2 separate regions of the Homo sapiens genome follow, and region 2 is linked to region 1. A link is a contact called in ENCODE Hi-C or POLR2A ChIA-PET data. All regions are on one chromosome and are shown on one strand. Each heading gives the region's core, a stretch centred on a gene start or an enhancer-like site at or near the end of the contact. The rest is flanking DNA. Distances are from core to core; before and after follow the strand shown.

Region 1 (5,576 bases), core at 1,079-3,578:
GAATGTCTCATGAAATAAGCCCATTCAGTGTATCCTCAAAGCCCTCTGACCCCTATGTGTGGTAGTATTCAGCCAGCTGTTACAGGCACAACTCTGGACCCCCAGAGGAAGTTGTGGAGCTGGAGCTGTGGTTGTCTTCACAGAGCACTCTGCCTCTCCTTCAGCAGGGCAGCTTTGTTACCCTTCTAACCTCTGATTGATATTAGAACCTTATATTGTAACATTCAGCCTGTTGGTTAAGTGGATGGAATACTGACATGTGTACATAGTCTACCTTAATAAATTTTCCAAGTCCTGAGGACAAGATGAGGGCAGTCAATATCCCAAGCTAGAAGCATCCTGACCCAGGTAGCTGGATAGTCTAGTTTCCTTAAACTGTCTCAGGGCCTGCCTTTGTAGACACTGAGACTGCAGCTGAACTGAGTTGCAGCATGGAGCAGCAACTCTAATCTGAGAAGAGGGACTGGAGGGAAGGGATGGTGAAATACCTGGGGCATTTTATATCCAAAGTTATTTTATCTCTAGGTTGATAGTGTAAAGGAAAGGGGTTGGGTGGCTTTCTTAACATTTTTTGTTCATTTTCCTTGATATAGGTGACTTATGCTTAAGGACCACTCATGTGGTCACAAGGATATTCTCACCGGTATGTTGTTCTGTGGTGGCAGTTTGGCCTGTTTTGAAAATGGCCCACATCACAAGAGTCCTTGTATTATTAGCTCAGTCATCATCAGGACCTTTTTTTTCTTTCTTCTTCTTATATTCTCTGCCAGTTCTTCAATATTATGTCCAAACTGAAGATTGAAACAAGTTAATCCCACTAAACTAATGCTACATATTTTCTTAGGAGTTGCCACAGAAATAGGATCTTATATACCCATCCCATCAGTGAAATAAAGAGCCTTAACAACAAAACAAAAAAGGGAATGCTTATACATTCTTGATGGGAGTATAAGTTAGTTCAACCATTGTGGAAAGCAGTGTGGCGATTCTTCACAGAGCTAAAAAGAGAACTACTATTCAACCCAGCAATCCCATTACTGGGTGTATACTCAAAGGAATATAAATTGTTCTGCCATAAAGACACATGCATGTGTATGTTCATTGCAGCACTATTCATAACAGCAAAGACATGGGATCAACCTAAATGCCCATCAATGGGAGATTGGATAAAGAAAATGTGGTACATATATACCATGGAATACTATGCAGCCATAAAAAAGAAGGAGGATGGAGGCTTTGCAAGAACATGGTTGGAGCTGGAGGCCATTATCCTTAGCAAACTATTGGAGGAATAGAAAACCAAATAGCACATGCACTCACTTACAAATGAGAGCTACATGATGAGAACTCATGGACGCAAAGAGGGAAACAACAGACGCTGGGGCCTCCTTGAAGGTGGAGGGTGGGAGGAGGGAGAGGATCAGAAAAAATAACTCTTGTGTACTAGGCTTAGTACCTTGGTGACAAAATAATCTGTACAACAAACCCCCGTGACACGAGTTTGCCTGTTTACCTGTATAACAAACCTGCACATGTACCCCCGAACCTAAAATAAAAGTTCAAAACAAACGAGCAGTAACATTTATTAATCACAGTAGAATTTTCTCTGACTCACTCCCAACCTGTGGTCTCGCTATGGCAGAGAGTGAGGGATCTCTTAGCAGAAATCATTCAGCTTAAATGTGTTTCGCTGGAGATACGTCTTCATTGGCCTTTACCTGTAGTGATAGGATCTATTGCTTGCCCTTTGAAAGCATTCTGAATGAGTTTGTATGTGACTCCAGAAATAGAAAGTGGTCCTTTATGATAAATTCTAGATCTTTACAGCTGGAATAGCTTCTGCATTCTTATGCTTTGAGCTGAATATGGTTAACATATGGTTACCCTATATATTATCGCTGATAAAGATTGAAATTTATGTGTATCAGGCAAATACCATGTTGTTATCAGTCTCAAAGTTGCAGCACAGATTGTCAAAGCCTGGATTTTTCTTTCTGGGCATTATTGATAAACTTAGCCATGTGAGTTTCATGTTAGTGCTTATGTGGCATTTTTTGTTGTTGTTGTTACACTTATCTGTTTGTTTTTCCTTTAACTTTTTTTTTTAATTTAATGAAACACTTTCCGTCTCTCTTCCTAGCAGATTCAAGCCCCAGTAAGACAACAGCCAAAGGTTCAGACAACCCCACCTCCTGCCGTCCAGGGGCAGAAAGTTGGATCTCTCACTCCACCCTCATCCCCCAAAACCCAACGTGCTGGGCACAGGCGTATTCTCAGTGACGTAACCCACAGTGCAGTCTTTGGGGTCCCTGCCAGCAAATCAACCCAGCTGCTCCAGGCAGCTGCAGCTGAGGCCAGTCTCAATAAGTCCAAGTATGTGGTGCTTCCTCTTTGTTGTTCTTACCTCTGTGGGCAAAGTCTGCCTGCGGCTGTTAGTGTGTGATTCTTTGCATAAGTGTGTAGATGTGTGTAATGCAAATACAGTGGTGTGTACTTGTGTTTGTTTATTTTTCTGGTTTGTTTATTTTTCTGGCTCATTTCATCTTGCATGTACTTGTGTTTAATGAGCAGCTGTGAATTTGTCTTTAGTGCATGGGCCATACTAATCTTAAGAAATCTTTTCCTACTTGGCCCACTGTTCTCATTCTCTCACCTGTTCCATGCTCTACAGTGTGTTTTCTGAACTCTCGATCTGACCGAGTCTCTCCACGCTGAAAAGTCTTTCACTGGCTCCTCATGATAGCTGAGCACACTGCTTAACATAGCAGGGCCTGTTGTGTTTCACAGGCAGACTTGCCATTCTTCACCTTCCCGAGCCCTTTGTTCCTCCTGTGCCCTCTCCTGGGACTGCTATGCTCCTCCTTGCCCACCTAGGGAATGTTCATTTATTCATCAAGATCCATGTCAGAGGTTGACTTTTCCTTGACCCTTCCTCTGATATGATGTATAATTTTTGTCTGAACATTTTTTTGAGCTTATATGACATTGTGTTGTCGTTAATTATTTGTATGTCTGACCGAACTGGTTTGTGAGTTCTCCAAGACAATGACCATGTCTTAGTCAACCTTTGGAAATCCAGTGACTGGTTCTGTGCCTGACAAGTAGATTTTGATGAGTGTTGAGTAAATGCAGTTTCAGACCCTTAACTGTCTTAGAACCATACACTCTAAAGTTAAAATCTTTCAATGAAGTTAAGAGAGACTTTATAAGAAAATTATATAATGATACTTAGATGCACAAAGTAGTGGTAACTGTCTTTATTTCTTTTTAATTGTGATGGTGGCCCTTAACTCTATGCATGCTGGATCCTGAGAGATGAGAGGCAGCCTAAATAGACCTCTTTCCTGCCCTTCCAGAGGTCAGTTATTGTGGATGTTATGGTGGTCACCACAAGATACACAAGTCTAAGAACAGGTTGCTTTTAGATCCTGAACTGAAACAACTTGCAGATAAGACTGAAAACTTAAGCAAGAGATTAAGGAAGTAGTGGGAGGTAGTGAGTCATGAAGGAAAGGAGACATTCATTTCACAAAGTGGAATGGGTATCTGCGGAAATTCTTCAGGTGCTGTGGAAAGCCCTTTTAGGAAAACACTGTGGGCTGGATGCAGTGGCTCACGCCTGTAATCCTAGCACTTTGGGAGGCCAAGGCAGGTGGATCACCTGAGGTCAGGAGTTCAAGACCAGCCTGGCCAACATGTTGAAACCTTGTCTCTACTAAAAATACAAAAATTAGCCAGGCGTGGTGGCATGCGCCTGTAATCCCAGCTACTCGGGAGGCTGAGGCAGGAGAATCGCTTGAACCTGGGAGACGGAGGTTGCAGTGAGTCGAGATCACGCCATTGTGCTCCAACGTGGGTGAAAGAGCAAAACTCTGACTCAAAAAAAAAAAAAAAAATACTGTGGTGGAAAATGATGGTTTGACCCAGAAAATAATTTGATTCTGAAACAGAGAAAATAAGTTGACCCTTTTTGTTTTGTTCAACTTTTATATCTTTTTGTTTCGTGGGGGTGGGAACCTACCTAGGTCTGCAACCACCACTCCATCAGGCTCTCCTCGGACCTCTCAACAAAACGTTTATAATCCTTCAGAAGGGTCTACGTGGAATCCCTTTGATGACGATAATTTCTCCAAACTCACAGCTGAAGAACTGCTAAACAAGGACTTTGCCAAGCTTGGGGAAGGTGAGTAAGCTGTGTCTTTTTTTGTGCTTCTTGATTATAGATTCTCTGTGCTAAGAAATAACCAGGAATGAGAAAGAATCGTAACTCTAGAAGGGTATGCATGTGGAAACGTAGGCTTGGGCCTTTGCATAAGGCTTGATTTCAAAGTATGCATACAAGTCAGTTTTTATTTTTACCATGGGCCCTGAAGTCCTCATCTTCAGGAAATCCTGATCTATTGTGGGTGGTAGCAAGGAGAGTGTGATGCTTAGGGAAGAAACTTGTAGAAAAGGTTTGTGACATAGTCCAGGATAACAGCATCAGGCATGGTCCCTCCTTGGAGGAGTGTGATGGTTCTCTCATCCTAGGTTGGTTTACTGTCCCAGAAAGTTGCCACTGCTTGTCCATGAATGTGCCTTCACATGGACACTGAATCTTTCTTTCACTATAGTCAGAGTTCTGTATTACTGTACTACACAGAAAGATGATTAAATAAATAGAAGATATACTTCTGCCTGAAGAACAGTCTACTTTGGAAGGCAGGACACACACACACACACACACACACACACAGGCACATGCACACACTTTGGAACAAATTCTAATATGCATAATTCTAATAATTCTAATAATGTTAGAGAGTACTCTAATAAAAAGTACTCTCAATGTAGATAAGGGCGCAGGATAAAGGAATGATGAGAACCAATTGAGTGGTATGAACTATTGGCCAAACATTTTGGCTTTAACTATCATTTTATAGAAATCTTTTAAAACTCCAATCCAGGTGTGGTGGCTCACGCCCGTAACCCAGTACTTTGGGAGGCTGAGGCAAGAGAATCACTTGAGCCCAGGAGTTCAAGACCAGCCTGGGCAACATGCCAAGATCCTATCTCTACAAAAAATTTTAAAAATTAGCTGGGCATCCTGGCACACATCTGTAGTCCCAGCTACTTGGGAGGCTGAGGTGGAAGGATCACTTGAGCCCAAGAGGTCGAGGCTGCAGTGGGCTATGAATTTACCACTGCACTCTAGCCTGGGTGACAGAGTGAGACCCTGTCTGTTGAAAAAAATTCCTATTACTTTCTTGCTTTTTTAAACAGAAGATAGGGCATAGTACTTAACTTTTTTGGCAACTTTGTTTCATTGTTATGTATACCAGTTGTTATTCTGGACTGTAAATAGAAATACCTCTATAGACTACTGAAAATTGTAGTAGTTTTGTACCCAAATAACTAGCCCCTGAGTTTTAATAATTTCCTCTCCCTTTTCTTACTGTTCAGCTGTCAGCTTTCACATTAAGCTACTGTCATTATGCTTGTCCCTCATAACGTCTCATTATTGCCATCTCCACCACTCCCTCTTCTCATTTGCTCTCCTAAACTGCTTCCAACATGGAAAGCAGATCATCAAACTC
Region 2 (5,097 bases), core at 397-2,896, 160 kb before region 1:
TTCCTCCCTCCCCGCAGCCCCTGGAAACTGTCATTCTGCTTTCTGCCCCTATGACTCACTCTTCCAGGTATCTCACTTTTGCTCAGCTTTAGGCTCTAAACAAGTCTTTTCTCTATCTTAGTTGAGAAGCCTGACAGTGTGAAAGAGGTAACTTTTAAAATTCTGAATGGTTTTAACATTGAGATGACATGTACATACAATAAAAATGCACACAGATCCTTTTAAAATAAAATTTTAATCTATATTTATGTAAATACATATGTGATAGAGTATTGTCAACATGACTATAAGGTCATGAGACTCACATGCCATTTTATTTTGAAGTCATATCATATACGTAAGTGAAATAACAGAATATAAAACTATATGCTGCGATTCTACTATGTAAAGAGAGTATCTTTGTATGGGGCAGGATGACTGAGGAAAATAAAAACAGTTTGGGCCGGGCGCGGTGGCTCACGCCTGTAATCCCAGCACTTTGGGAGGCCAAGGCAGGTGGATCACGAGGACAGGAGATCGAGACCATCCTGGCTAACACAGTGAAACCCCGTCTCTACTACAAATACAGAAAATTAGCCGGGCATGGTGACAGGCACCTGTAGTCTCAGCTACTCAGGAGGCTGAGGCAGGAGAATCGCTTGAACCCGGGAGGTGGAGGTTGCAGTGAGCCGAGATGGTGCCACTGCACTCCAGCCTGGGTGACAGAGCGAGACTCCATCTCAAAAAAACGAAAAAAAAAAAAAAAACAGTTTATGTTAGAGTACAATTTTTGAAATGAGATTTTAAAAAAATTATCAATAGTGTTACTGAGTTGGAGAATCAATTATTTTTTATTGTAAGAGGATGACAGAGAATAGGTATTGAAGTCACAGGTTAATAATTTAGAAGAGAAAGGGCTGATAATGTCTTATATTTCAATATTTCTAGAAAATCAGCCTGTGTGGAAACTTTTCCCAAGCTTACCCAATTTGAATCTTAAAAGTGTTTCTTTTTCCTCCCTAAAAATAGACACAGAAATTGCTGAGTGCTTCTGTAAAAAGACAGAAGCATAAAATGACCATTGTATTTCTATACATTAGGTACATGTTCCTTCACTAGCTTGCCCAGGAACAAAAGCAAATATCAATGGTTTGCTCTTATCAATTCATAATTCTTTATTTCCGTCACAGTGTGTTCCCATTGATTACACACAGGAATAAAAATAGAAAACTCTGAGCTGGTGCCTTTGCCAGTTGCGCAGATGACTTTCTGAACAAGGAAGTTTTATATGGGTGGATGGGCATAGGAACTTGGCTTGAAATGTTAAAAAGGCAGGAAAAAAACAGCAGAATCTATTTTTCATTGTGGGAGAGCCCAGGTTGTCCTGCTTATCTGAAATTAAGCCCAAATCCTAAAATTTCTGAATACCTGCTGTCAGCTTCCTGCAAACGGGCCAGGTTGCCTAAGGAATGTCATGAGAGAGCTGGCAGAGGCAGGGGACAGGACAGGCACCAGCAAACACCACTTCACCATGCAGCTATTTTCATGTCCTCCCAGCCCACTGAAGTGCTGATAATGGCTTGGATCAATTCAACAAACACATTTCGTATACCTCCTTTGCACCAGACAGTGTTCACCGAGGCACGCAGGGTGGCCGCAGGTAAGAAGCACAGTGGGCAGCCAGCTGGGGGAATGTGTGACGGGACCCACTCTCCCTATCCCCTTCACCCCAAAGCCTCGTGTAGGGTAAGGAACATCAAAATGGGACAGATTCAGTCCAGCCTCATATCTCCCCAGGTGCCTTAGTCTGCAGGGAGGCAGAATCCCAGGGGGATTCTCCCAGCCCACAGTCCTGTTTGGCACTGGGCTAGGGCCACTGAGTGAGAGAGGGAGTTGGTGCAGAAGTCAGCTCCCACTGAGGGTGGCTGCAGGTCAGCACTTTTCTCCTTCACTTTGTGTGTGTGTGTGTGTGTGTGTGTGTGTGTGTGTGTGTGTCTTTGAAAAAAATGTTTCTTTTCTTTTTTTTTAATATACTTTAAGTTCTGGGGTACATGTGCAGAACGTGCAGGTTTGTTAGATAGGTATACACATGCCATGGTGGTTTGCTGTGCCCATCAACCCGTCATCTACATTGGGTATTTCTCCTAATGCTATCCATCCCCTAGCCCCCCAATCCCCAACCCCCAACCCCAGCGTGTGATGTTCCCCTCCTTGTGTCCATGTGTTCTCATTGTTCAACTCCCATTTGTGAGTGAGAACATGCAGTGTTTGGTTTTCTGTTCTCATGTTAGTTTGCTGAGAATGATGGTCCAGCTTCATCCATGTCCCTGTAAAGGACATGAACTCATCCTTTTTTATGGCTGCATAGTATTCCATGGTGTATATGTGCCACATTTTGTTTATCCAGTCCATCATTGATGGGCATTTGGGTTGGTTCCAAGTCTTTGCTATTGTGAACAGTGCTGCACTAAACATACCTGTGCATGTGTCTTTATAGTAGAATGATTTATAATCCTTCGGGTATATGGGATTGCTGGGTCAAATGGTATTTTTCGTTCTGGATCCTTGAGGAATTGCCACACTGTCTTCCACAATGGTTGAACTAATTTATGCTCCCACCAACAGTGTAAAAGTGTTCTTATTTCTCCACATCCTCTCCAGCATCTGTTGTTCCCCGACTTTTTAATGATCGCCATTCTAACTGGTGTGAGATGGTATCTCATTGTGGTTTTGATTTGCATTTCTCTAATACCAGTGACGATGAGCTTTTTTTTTTATATGTTATGTATACTAATTGACTATATAGAGAAAAAAAATATTGACTTTCCATAAAGCCACTACCAGCGTCATAAAATATTAGTGTGTTCCCTTAATTGTTTCAGGTCTTTAAAAAAACAAAGTGATTAACACTGTTGAAACTGTTTATGAACCTCTCCCCAAACCCATTTACTTCCCTCTCTCCCCATGCATAGTCATCATTCTGAATATCTTCTTTGGCATTTACTAGCATGTTTTTATGCTATTTCTACACATGTAGGTATCCACAAAAATATTGTTTGGTTTTGCTGTTTTTAAAAGGTATAATTTATATAAACAAAATTATACTATAATGTATTTATTAGATACATAATATTGTTTAAAATACATAATAGGCTGGCTGTGGTGGCTCACACCTGTAATTCCAGCACTTTGGGGGGCCAGGGCAGGCAGATCACTTGAGGTCAGGAGTTCAAGACCAGCCTGGCCAACATGGCAAAACCCCATCTCTACTAAAAATACAAAAATTAGTTGGGTGTGGTGGCACATAACTGTAAACCCAGCTACCCAGGAGGCTGAGGCAGGAGAACCACTTTAACCCAAGAGGCAGAGGTTGCACTGAGCCGAGATCACACCACTGTACTTCAGCCTGGGTGACAGAGCGACATTCTGTCTCAATAAATAAATAAATAAATAAATAAAATACATAATAAAGTACATAATTTTTTTCACTCAGTAGTGTTTTATATTCAACCATGTTGATCATGTAACTGTGGTTCATGAATATCCCACAATTTATCTCCAATCTATAAATAATGGGTTGCTTCCAATTATATTTGTTTGTTTGCTATAAAAACAATGTTTTAAGATCATTTCCCACATGTCTCCTGCTACCCATCCTCAAGAGTTTTTCTAGGATGTAAACATGTGAGAATTGAATCACTGAGTCATAAGGTTTTTGCACTTTTAATAAAATATCAAACTGTTTTGCAAATTAGTTGTACAGTTTATACTCTCAGTTGCAGTGAATGAGAGTTCTAGTTGCTCCACATCTTATCAACACTTGTTGGTTTCTGACTCTTTAGCAGTGATAGCATGCCTTACCAAGGATTGGTGTTGCATTTCCCTGACTATGAATGAGGTCAAGCATCTTTTTTGTGTACTTATTCACAATTCATATGTGTGTATATATATATATTTTTTGAGATGGAGTCTCATTATATCGCCCAGGCAGGAGTGCAGTGGCGCAATCTCAGCTTACTGCAACCTTTGCCTCCCAAGTTCAAGCAATTCTCCTGTTTCAGCCCCCCGAGTAGCTGAAATTACAGGCATGCGCCACTACACCTGGTTAATTTGTATTTTTGTATTTTTAGTAGAGACAGGGTTTCACCATGTTGGCCAGGGTAGTCTAGAACTCCTGACCTCAGATGATCCACCAGCCTTGGCCTCCCAAAGTGCTGGGATTATGGGCATGAGCCACCATGCCCAATTCATATTTTTTATTCTGTAAAATGTCTTGACAGGTCTTTTTTGCATTGCTTTTTCTCTTGTGTTGTTTCTTATTGATTCACAGGAGTTCTTTACATATTCAGGATGCTAAACTTTACTGTTACTAGAGTTGCAGATATTTTGATTGAGTTTTAGCCTGTCATTTTATGCATTTTATGGTATTTTTATAAACAAAAGTTATTGATTTTAATGTAGTCTCAAATTTATCATTTTTTAAAGGTTTGTGCTTTTTGTGTTTTATTTAAGGAATCCTTCTCCACCCCAAAGTCATAAAGCTATTCTACTCATTCTATTATCTAAATATTTAAAACATTTGCTCTTCACATTTTAGGTCCATTCTGAATTGATTATTGATGGTATTCCCTTCTTTTTTTTTTTTTTTTTTTTTTTTGAGATGGAGTCTGACTCTGTCACCCATGCTGGAGTGCAGTGGTGTGATCTTGGCTCACTGCAGCCTTGACCTCCTGGGCTCAAGTGATCCTCCCACCTCAGCTTCCTGAGTAGCTGAGCCTACTGGTGTGCACCATCATGCCTGGCTAAATTTTGTATTTTTGGCAGAGACAGGGGTCTCACTATGTTGCTCAGGCTGGTCTCAAACTCCTTAGCTCAAGCAGTCTGCCCTGTTTCAACCTCCTAGAGTGCTGGGATTACAGGTGTGAGCCATCACGCCTGACCCTGAATTGATTTTTATGATTGATGTAAGGTAAGGGTCCACTTTCATTTTTTCCGTAGATAACCAAATTTTCCAGTACTATTTACTCTTCCCCATGTATATGTCATCTATCAGGTCTCCATTTATCCATAGGTCAATTTCTGGTCTCTCTATTCTGCCAGTTGTCTATCCCTGTGCCC

The links. Hi-C counts contacts between places; a loop is a spot of excess contacts on that map. ChIA-PET counts read pairs that join two places held with the same protein, here RNA polymerase II (POLR2A). Pooled maps may share reads with other maps.
Region 2: a pooled map shows a loop between it and region 1 (5-fold over the local background). The contact joins two enhancer-like sites. A Hi-C loop is called at or near these places in 4 of 50 pooled maps. POLR2A ChIA-PET finds 5 or more read pairs at or near these places in 2 of 52 experiments (CD8-positive, alpha-beta T cell and activated CD8-positive, alpha-beta memory T cell).

The regions. Positions count from the first base shown.
Region 1 is chr2:69,506,028-69,511,603 of GRCh38, reverse strand. It overlaps AAK1 (AP2 associated kinase 1), which reads left to right. Exons shown (of 22, transcript NM_014911.5): 14 at 2,144-2,373; 15 at 4,026-4,183. Among named protein-coding and RNA genes, the nearest start is that of SNORA36C, 11 kb to the left of the region's middle. Within about 2 kb of position 2,328, at least 3 of the 41 ENCODE cell types and tissues checked have a DNase peak (open chromatin) inside an H3K27ac peak, as active enhancers do.
Region 2 is chr2:69,670,565-69,675,661 of GRCh38, reverse strand. It overlaps a transcript of ANXA4 not described here. Among named protein-coding and RNA genes, the nearest start is that of AAK1, 29 kb to the right of the region's middle. Within about 2 kb of position 1,646, at least 9 of the 41 ENCODE cell types and tissues checked have a DNase peak (open chromatin) inside an H3K27ac peak, as active enhancers do.